Regions from separate parts of the Homo sapiens genome. Here all the other regions are linked to region 2. Evidence: chromatin contacts called from ENCODE Hi-C or POLR2A ChIA-PET data. All regions are on one chromosome and are shown on one strand. The core of a region is the stretch at or near the end of the contact, and the rest is flanking DNA. Distances in the headings are between cores, read along the strand shown.

Region 1 (2,700 bases), core at 30-2,529, 6.9 Mb after region 2:
GCCCAGAAGGTAGGGGAAACAAAAAAATAGTTACAACACTCTTGATATGTCTCAGCATCTATAGACATTAACATCAGGAAAAGCGGGGGTGTGGGGGGAAGGAATTTGTCAGGGAGGGCCCTTTGGACAAATGTCACGTTTCTCAGAGTAGCTTTTAAATATGGGTGGGAAAATGAGGGCAGGGGAATTGAAGTGGGATAGAAGGGAGATATTTAAACTAAAGTCATTCTATGGCTGCAATCACTGGACACTATATTCACTTATCCATGCAATCACATTCATTGAGTGCTTCCTATGAGTTAGGCAGGGTGCACAGTGTAAGATACAAATGAATGATACAGGTTCACAGCGGTTGTCTAGTGGGATAAAATGCTGCACAGGGCAACCTGGATAAGCCTGACATGTTAGGTGCCACAAAACTACAGAACAAAGTGCTAAGGAGATTCGGAAAATTTACAGGTCATTTCTGGTTGCAGGATCTAGAAGAAGGATGTCCACAATTCAAGGATCAGTACAATCTTCGTAGCGAAAAAGCGTTGGTTTATTCTACCTCTACCTAGTTTGTACCTCAACATCTTTTACCCCAAAGGATAAAAAGGTGCAAATGAGGGCACATTTTCTTCATATAATACGTAATGGTGCTTACTTATTGCTTTCCTGTTCATTCCCCGCAGGTGATTTCCCTCTTCAGTCTCCCCCGAGTCTCACAGAAGGAACTAACAAGGGAGCGCTTCACAAGCACACAGACACCTTCAAACAGGCGCAGAAGAGTACTTGGTGAAAAAGTATTCTTTCAGGTGACTTTCCTTAAGATTACTGAGCATTAAGAATGAAAATATGTAAACCAGGTTTACGAGCAAGAAAATAATCTCTCCACATTCAGAGTTAATCTTCCGAACTCAGCAACTGCCAGTAGAACGCACCCCGGTCAGGGCGGGCTCGCGGGCGCGGTCCCACCCCCAGGCCCCTCCGCCGCGGAGGTTCTCCAGCGCCGCCCGTACTCCCGCCTTTCGCGCGTCCCTGCTCTAACAGCTCTGGTTCTGTCAGGACCTCACTCCTCCGCTCCCGGCGCAACCGCGGCCACGCAGCGACGTGCACGCGCGTGTGCGCCGCCGCCGCCCGGCAGAGTGGGCGCCTCCGACATCAGGAGCGCGCACGCCGCGCAGAGGGGCCTGGACGAGCGCGCTTCCGACCCGCCGCCACCGCCTCCTCCCCTCCTTCTCGGCCCGCCCCCTCCCTCGCCTCTTCCTGCCAGGCGGCCCTTCTCCCCTCCCCTCTCAGTTCCCTCCGCCCTCCTCGGGCTCCAGCGGTGGCGGAGCGAACGGGACCGGCCCGGCTTCAGAGCGCGAGGTGGAGGGTGGAACGCGGGCGCCTGAAGGAGTTGTTGTCTCGGCAGCGCCCGCGGAGACGTGAAGAGGTGAGGCGAGGACGGCCTCCTAGGGACACGAGGGCGGCCCGGCGGCCCGGATCCGCGGGCCGAGGCTGCCTGGGTGTGTTGGCGTCGGGCTGAGCCTGGGGAGGGTCGAGATGGGGCCCCAGCCGAGGACTGGGATGCGGGAGGACCGCGGTAAGGAGGGTAGGGGGCGGGTTCAGGACTGTCGGCCGCCTCCCGGACACCGCAGTTCTCCCAGGTGGCCGCTCCTCGCGGATAGGGCGGGCGGGGTCGGCGCCCTTACCTGGGGGTGGGGTAGTGGCTTTGGCGGCCGCCTCCTCCAGCTGTGCCCTCCTGACATTGCTGCCTCGGCGGCTGCCGCCCGCTGCTACGCTGTGGCTGCTGCTGGATTCGCAGTCCCAGCCGCCCTGCGTCCGGTGGGCGAGTGGTTAGGGTATTTTCTTACCCACACGCAGGCTTCTGTACTCGACCATTTCTCTCCCTCGCCCTTCCTCTTCCTCCGCCGAGCACTTTGCTCGGCTCCTGCTGTTGATGCTTGTGGTTTTGCAGTTTGGGATGGGATGCGTTCCGGGCAGATCCCTACCTGTAGGGAATGCCCCGCTTCAAAGTTGACCTCCTGAGCCATGACAAACACCTCCCCCCAACCCCCACCCACCTTGTGAGTGCTCAGTGTCCTGATAACTGAGTCAAAGTTTCTGAGACTGGGCTAGTACTTTGCACTGGTCGCCAACGGTACAGGGCTGGGCAGTGCGTCAGCATGTGGAAAGGGGCCACCGGCTAGCGGGAGGTGGCCGGGTGCATGGGAGCTGAACTGACGGGTTTCAGATACTAGGCAGTGTGTCCAGGTCCTTGGATCTCTCAGATAGGGTTATATTAGAATATGTACCAAAACTTGGGTGGTCACTTGCAAAATTGGTTTCATGCAAGTAAACTGAAATGCCAGCCTTATTACACTAATGGTAAGGAGAACTTTTGCTTGCCTGACAGATTTCAGCGCAGTTTGGAAAATGATTTTAAGGCCTTTATTTTTGGCACTGGAGGGGTTTAGGGATTTTTAATACATTTAAATTTCCTCGTGCATAGTGGGAGGTAAGTAGTTGCTTGTTAAAATTCTGAAAACACAGTTTCATGAAAACCTTCTGACTTTTCTTACAGTAGTGTTTATATTTGGCATCTTCCGTAGAATATCCATTAGTTATGATGTCAGAAGATACGGATGTGAAGTTTGCTTTTTGTGATCACATTGGAAGTGGATTTTGTTCATGGAAAATACTGGTTCACAAGCTCCTAGTACTAGAAAACTGGCC
Region 2 (2,700 bases), core at 125-2,624:
TCAATTCTGAGACTTCCCTTACAGTAATGCTGGTGAAAATAACTTAGGCCATATTTCCAGATTAACTAGTTAAATATTTCATTTCCTTAAGTGTGCTGGTTGGCGTGGCTCTAAATAATTAGATTACAGGGCGGTCTAATTATTTGGTTCAAACAGTCATGCACACACCCTAAGGCTTAATTACCACGAACAAATCAATCCCACCCCCAAATCGTTGCCTGTCACTGACAATAGCTTTAACTGTACTTGCACAGTTAAAGGAGTCCAACGAGCATTCTAGGACTGATGATTAAAACTTTACCCATTAAAATAATTGCACTCACTTGGAAATCAGTTTTGTTTTTAATTGTAGAACCAGCAGTTCTACCCAATTTAAACTTCAGTCATATCTCTCAAGACAGATTAACTAGAGCTGATTTTTTTTAAACTTTGCTTACCATGAAATACACCTTTCTATTCTTAAAAAACAAACAAACAAACAAAAATAGGGCTTTAAAAATTCGTAAAATAATTAGACCTGGGACTTTGTCCAGGGAATTTCGCCATTTAAGATAAAGAAAACTCAGCAACATTATGTCTAGTTACCAAGAAAGATATGTGCAACGCGAAACCTTTCCCCAATACCATATTTACTCTGAGAAACACAGCAAAATAAAATTCACGATGAAGTTACGATTTCGACATTTTTATTAGTCATCAGCTTACTGCTAGGTTTTAAAAGGTGTTCCAAGGCGGGAAGAAGGCGCGGGGGGAAGCCTCAGAATATGGGGTCTGTTTCGATTGGGGGGAGCGGCGTTAGAGGGGCGTGAAGGCAGAAAGGAAGGGTAGGGCGGAAATTAGCGACTTAATAAGACGCCTAGCTCCCGAGGAAGCCAGCCTGGCGTTAGAAGCAAGTAGAGCAGAAGAGATTTAGGGCTAATTAAAACAATCACACGACACTCCCCCTCGCGTTTGCCGGGGCCGGGTCTCCTGCACTAGCAGAGCCGGGGGCGGGGATTAGCTCGGATTCAAATTTAAAGCGGGAGGCCCGCGTGTGGCTCAGCAGGTGCCTCATGCCCGGCTCCCGTGGCGGTCGTTTCCGCCCCTACCTGCCCAGAGGGCCGGAAATTACCTAGCGAGGAGCGGCTTATCCATTGTTGCCAATGTTTCAACTGCGCGGAAACCCTGAAGAAAGTGCGGAGCACAGGGCACGCGGGCCGCTCACTGCCCTTCCACGCGCCCCCACGTTTCTGGCCGCTGCGCTCCTTGCCGTGCTTTTACAATGCCACAGGCCACTGGGGGAGACCGGAGCGAAGCCAGGAGGGAAGCAAGGCGGGAGGAAAAGGGAGAAGTGTAAGAAGACACAGGCGCCCGGGATACTATATAATCTGGTTCTGAGCTAGAGGGAGCGCATGCGCCGGCGACACTTCTGGCGGCAGGAGAAAGGCGCGCATGCGCAGAGCCGAGACGAAAAATGAAGCCACAGGGTGCCTGGCTGATTGAGGGCGCTGCTTTAGCTACCGAAGGGCCACAGCGCCCCGAAGGCGCGTGCGCAGAGCGCGGGAAGGGGGTGGAGCTCTTCTGAGGGGGCCGGGGCGAACAGAGCCGGCCTCGCGCGCCCCCTGGCGCGCGCCCGGGGAGAGGAAGGAGCGGGAGGGGGCGGAGAGGAGGGAGGAGGCAAGCAGGGCGGGAGGGGGGAGGGGAGCCAGAGCGAGGGAGGGTTTATCGACCGGGCGATTTTGGTTAAAATATTCAAAATGGCGGACGGAGGAGCAGCGAGTCAAGATGAGAGTTCAGCCGCGGCGGCAGCAGCAGCAGGTAATCATTACAGCATTTTACATATTCATATTCATACTCAACCCCGGCTCCCGCTGCCCCCCCCCGCGACTTAGCATAATTTATTAGTACTCAGGATTATTATAATTAACGGCGGGGAGATGGGGGGCCGGGGAGCATTGAGCCCCCGCCGGGCGCTGAGCGGAGGGGGAAAGAGGCTCGGAGCGGCCAGGCGGAGGGGGAAGACAAGGGGCAAAGGGGGCTGCGATCCACTGCCCTCCTCCTGCACCCGGCCCACCCCGCCGCCGCTCGCCGTCTGCCCGTCGGCACCGGCCCTCCTCCTCTGCCGGCCGCCGCTGCCGCCTCCTCGCCGCCGTGCCCGAACCCGAGCGGGTCCGCGGCGGGGCGGCGGGGCCGGGGCAGAGGGAGAGGACAATAAAGACATTTTACATATTCATAGCTGCTGGGCCGGCGGGGCGCAGTAGGGCGCGGGCGGGCGGCCGGGGCCGGGCGGGCGCGGGGTGGGGGGCGTGAAGGGGGATGGAGGCGGCGGCGAGCACAATGCCGGGGAGGCGGCGGGGCCGGAGCGGACCCCGGCGGCCGGACACCCGCACGCGTCTTCCCCCGGGAGCGGGCCCGGGCGGGGGGGCGCTGCCCGCCTTGGGGGGCGGCCCTCAGGGCAACCGGGGGTGCGCGCGGGGAGAGCTCCCTGCCCGCGCCCCGCGCGGGGCTGAGCCCGGGGGTCACGGCCCCAGGCACTTCGGCCTCGCCCCACTGGTCCCCAATGTGGTGGCCTGACCCAAGCCAGGCCTGCTCTCTAGGTGGGTAGGGGTGAGCGGTCGTGGGCGCTGCGAGGTGGCCTGGGGCGGCGGGGGTGGGGAACCCGCGCAGGGGTCTGCGTGCCCCCCCTGGGGGGTGGACTGGATTGGAAGGAGTCCTTGGGGC
Region 3 (2,700 bases), core at 156-2,655, 7.1 Mb before region 2:
AAACACAGGCCAGCACTTCCCCACCTCCCTGGGCTCCTCCCTGCTCCATGCTGCCCACTGGGGAAAACACACCAAGTGCTAGGCAACCCAGGCCCCACAGCGCCTTCCTCTCTGTACATCCTCCTGCCACCTGCCCAGGGACCAGGGAGAGGACTCATCCTAACCCTGCAGGGCCCAGGGACCTGCAGCAGGGGAAGGCTTTGCTTGGTGCCACTGTGGAGCTCTGGTCTAGAAACAGGCAGCTGGGGCTACCTTCAGCCTCTGCCTTGACGACAGCAGCTCTGAAGTCACCATCCCCACCCCCACGCTTCACTCTCATTTCAAGGGCTTCAGCCTCATCAACATCTGTACTGGCAGTTTCACTGTCTCCATGCCATACTCTTCCCCAGACCACCTCCTACAGGGAGCCCTCCAGTTCAGGCCAAAAACAATTCCACTGTCATTATCCCCATGCATCCATGCAAGATTGGCCCAGAACACCCCACCATGAACACCCACCACAGCAGGCACAAGGTGCTTGGAGATCCCAGGATCAGTCTCCATGGAACCTGGTTTCTCCTGAGGCAAGGAAGCTGGAACTAAGCGGTGTGAAAACTGATGGGTGGCTGCAGAGCCAAGTGCCATTTGGGAGACAGGAAGAAGGGCAAAGAGGGACCCAACCCAGGGTGGAGATGGGGGTGAGAGAGGGAACTGCCCCCAGTTGATGAAGTGCGTGGAGCGCAACTGGGAGAGACTTACTTCAAAGATCGTGGGCAGAACTGGCCTCTGGGCCTCCAGCCAACTCTGGGGCAATTATGAAGCTGGGCAGGCACTGCCCTCGTAGGGCGGGCACCCAAGGCCAGGCCTGGAGCTGAGTGTGGGGCAGAAAGGAGTCGCAGCATTTGGTGCAGCGACCCCAGTACGTGGGTATGCTAGCTGAGATGTGTGGCCTGCCCCGGGAGGCCGAGCAGTGCCTGGGGCAGCACCTTAGTGGGTCCTCTCTACGCCCCAGTCCCTGGCTTAGAGCTGGGGAGCCTGCACTCTTCCCAAGACTGGCTCGGCGGACAGCCACAAAGCGCAGCTGGACGCCGACCCCGGGGAGGCTGGAGGTACCCCTGACGGAGGAGGATGTGAGGAGCCCCGAAATGCTAGGGGGGTGCTGGATGGCAGGCACCTGCCCGGCAGGGCCGGGAACCGGAACGGGGGCCTGGCTTACCTAGCATTAGCAGCAGCAGCAGCGGCAGCGAAGGCGGCAGCAGCGTGGGCCTGAGGGCGCCCATCCTGCGCGGCCAGCTCTGGGGAGGCTCCGGGGGATGGCGCGGGTTCTGGGGGGCCGGAAGGGTGGGGGGCGCATGCCCAGGTTGAGGGCAGGAAGCGGGGCAGCGAGGCGTGGGTGCGCCGAGCGAGCTGAACTGGAGCTGCCGAATCCCCTCCCTCCGCCCCTCCCGCTGCTTTCCCTCCAGCCCTCGGCAGTTCTGAAACCATTCTCGCCCCGGCCCGCCCCGGCACCGCCCCTTCCACCGCCCCGTCTAGGCCCGCCCCGCCCCGGACCCAGCCTTGGCCCTGCCTGCCCCACCCCCGCCAGACTCCGGCCTTTGCTCCGCACCTGGCCCCGGCCCCGCCCCGCCCCTCGAAACTCACCTTTGAGTCGCATCGAGTCCCAGCCCCGCCCCGGCCCCGCCCCTCCCCGCCCCGCCCCGCCAAGACTCCAGCCCTGGATCCGCCCCGGGCCTCGGCCCAGCCCCAGTTCCGGCCCCTCCCCCGCCCCGCCCCACCAGGACTACAGTCGGACTCCAATCCTGGCTCCTCCCCGGGCCCCGGCCCCGCCCCAGTCCCAAGCCGCACCCCTTCCCCGTCCCCGCAGGGCTAACGTCAGCCTCCAATCCTGGCTCCGCCCTGGACCCCGGCCTCGCCCCGCCCCTGGCCCTGGCTCCGCCCGAGGCCCCCGCAGGAGTGAGCTAACTGCACCTCTGCGCATCGAAATTCCCACCCACCCTCGCACAGAGCGCATTCCACCCCGCACCTGCCAGCCTTTCCTGGAGAGTTGGGTGCAGGGTCCCTGGGATTGGCGAGGTGACTGTGACCACGCATTTAGAATTCAGTTATTTGCTCTGAGCCATAGTCCTCGCTGCAAACCCTGCTGAAGTAGGGGTTGGCGGAAGCCAGGAGTTCCTGAATGCGAAGGGTTTGAGCTGAAGGGCGCTTCCAGGATCCAGAAGGTCACTGGAGACCTGTTTTTCACCCCCTCAGAGGGCAAAACCAAAAGAAAAATGGATTAGGAGAGGGGGCCGTCCATGTGACGTCATTTCTGGGTTGGGTGATCCTAGCCCAGTTGTTTAACCTCCTTCAACTTCAGTTTTCTCCTCTGCAAATTGAATTGAGGTTGATCACATCACCCAAAGGGTTATTGTGATGATAGGTAATGTACATAAAGTGTTTGGCACAGGAAACTAACACAAAATGGGAGATAAGGATTATTTTGTTTTAGGTTTTGAATTATTATTTGAACTGCTTCCTAAGAGGCTTAGTTTAGACCTGGCATTTAGGTGAAGGAGTCTCTATGTTCAGTGACAGTGGGAAGAGATGAACATTGCTCTGTTCTAGGAAGAGTGGGGCTTGCCCTGGAGGTGGGAGAATGGAGGAGGCACCCTTCCCAGGTGCTCTGTCTCTTCCTGAACTGTAAAGATGGGAAGTGGGCAGGGGCAGGAAGGATGAGACCAG

The links. Hi-C counts contacts between places; a loop is a spot of excess contacts on that map. ChIA-PET counts read pairs that join two places held with the same protein, here RNA polymerase II (POLR2A). Pooled maps may share reads with other maps.
Region 1: a map of CD8-positive, alpha-beta T cell shows a loop between it and region 2 (28-fold over the local background). The contact joins the promoter of RABGAP1L here to the promoter of POU2F1-DT in region 2. A Hi-C loop is called at or near these places in 2 of 168 maps with a recorded cell type or tissue (CD8-positive, alpha-beta T cell and K562) and 5 of 50 pooled maps.
Region 3: a pooled map shows a loop between it and region 2 (15-fold over the local background). The contact joins the promoter of IGSF8 here to the promoter of POU2F1-DT in region 2. A Hi-C loop is called at or near these places in 5 of 50 pooled maps. POLR2A ChIA-PET finds 5 or more read pairs at or near these places in 2 of 52 experiments (BJ and OCI-LY7).

Annotation. Positions count from the first base shown.
Region 1 is chr1:174,158,241-174,160,940 of GRCh38, forward strand. It overlaps RABGAP1L (RAB GTPase activating protein 1 like), which reads left to right and starts at 1,280. Exons shown (of 26, transcript NM_001366446.1): 1 at 1,280-1,417. It overlaps RABGAP1L-DT (RABGAP1L divergent transcript), which reads right to left and starts at 1,047. Exons shown (of 4, transcript NR_121197.1): 1 at 924-1,047; 2 at 647-750. RefSeq lists silencers at 986-1,385, 1,506-1,685.
Region 2 is chr1:167,219,162-167,221,861 of GRCh38, forward strand. POU2F1-DT (POU2F1 divergent transcript) reads right to left here and starts at 1,375. Exons shown (of 1, transcript NR_185889.1): 1 at 670-1,375. POU2F1 (POU class 2 homeobox 1) reads left to right here and starts at 1,725. Exons shown (of 16, transcript NM_002697.4): 1 at 1,725-1,797. The coding sequence starts at 1,737. RefSeq lists an enhancer at 1,308-1,417 and silencers at 1,598-1,697, 2,048-2,197, 2,418-2,697.
Region 3 is chr1:160,097,214-160,099,913 of GRCh38, forward strand. It overlaps IGSF8 (immunoglobulin superfamily member 8), which reads right to left and starts at 1,406. Exons shown (of 7, transcript NM_052868.6): 1 at 1,196-1,406. The coding sequence starts at 1,259. RefSeq lists enhancers at 1-67, 68-594 and a silencer at 1,161-1,990.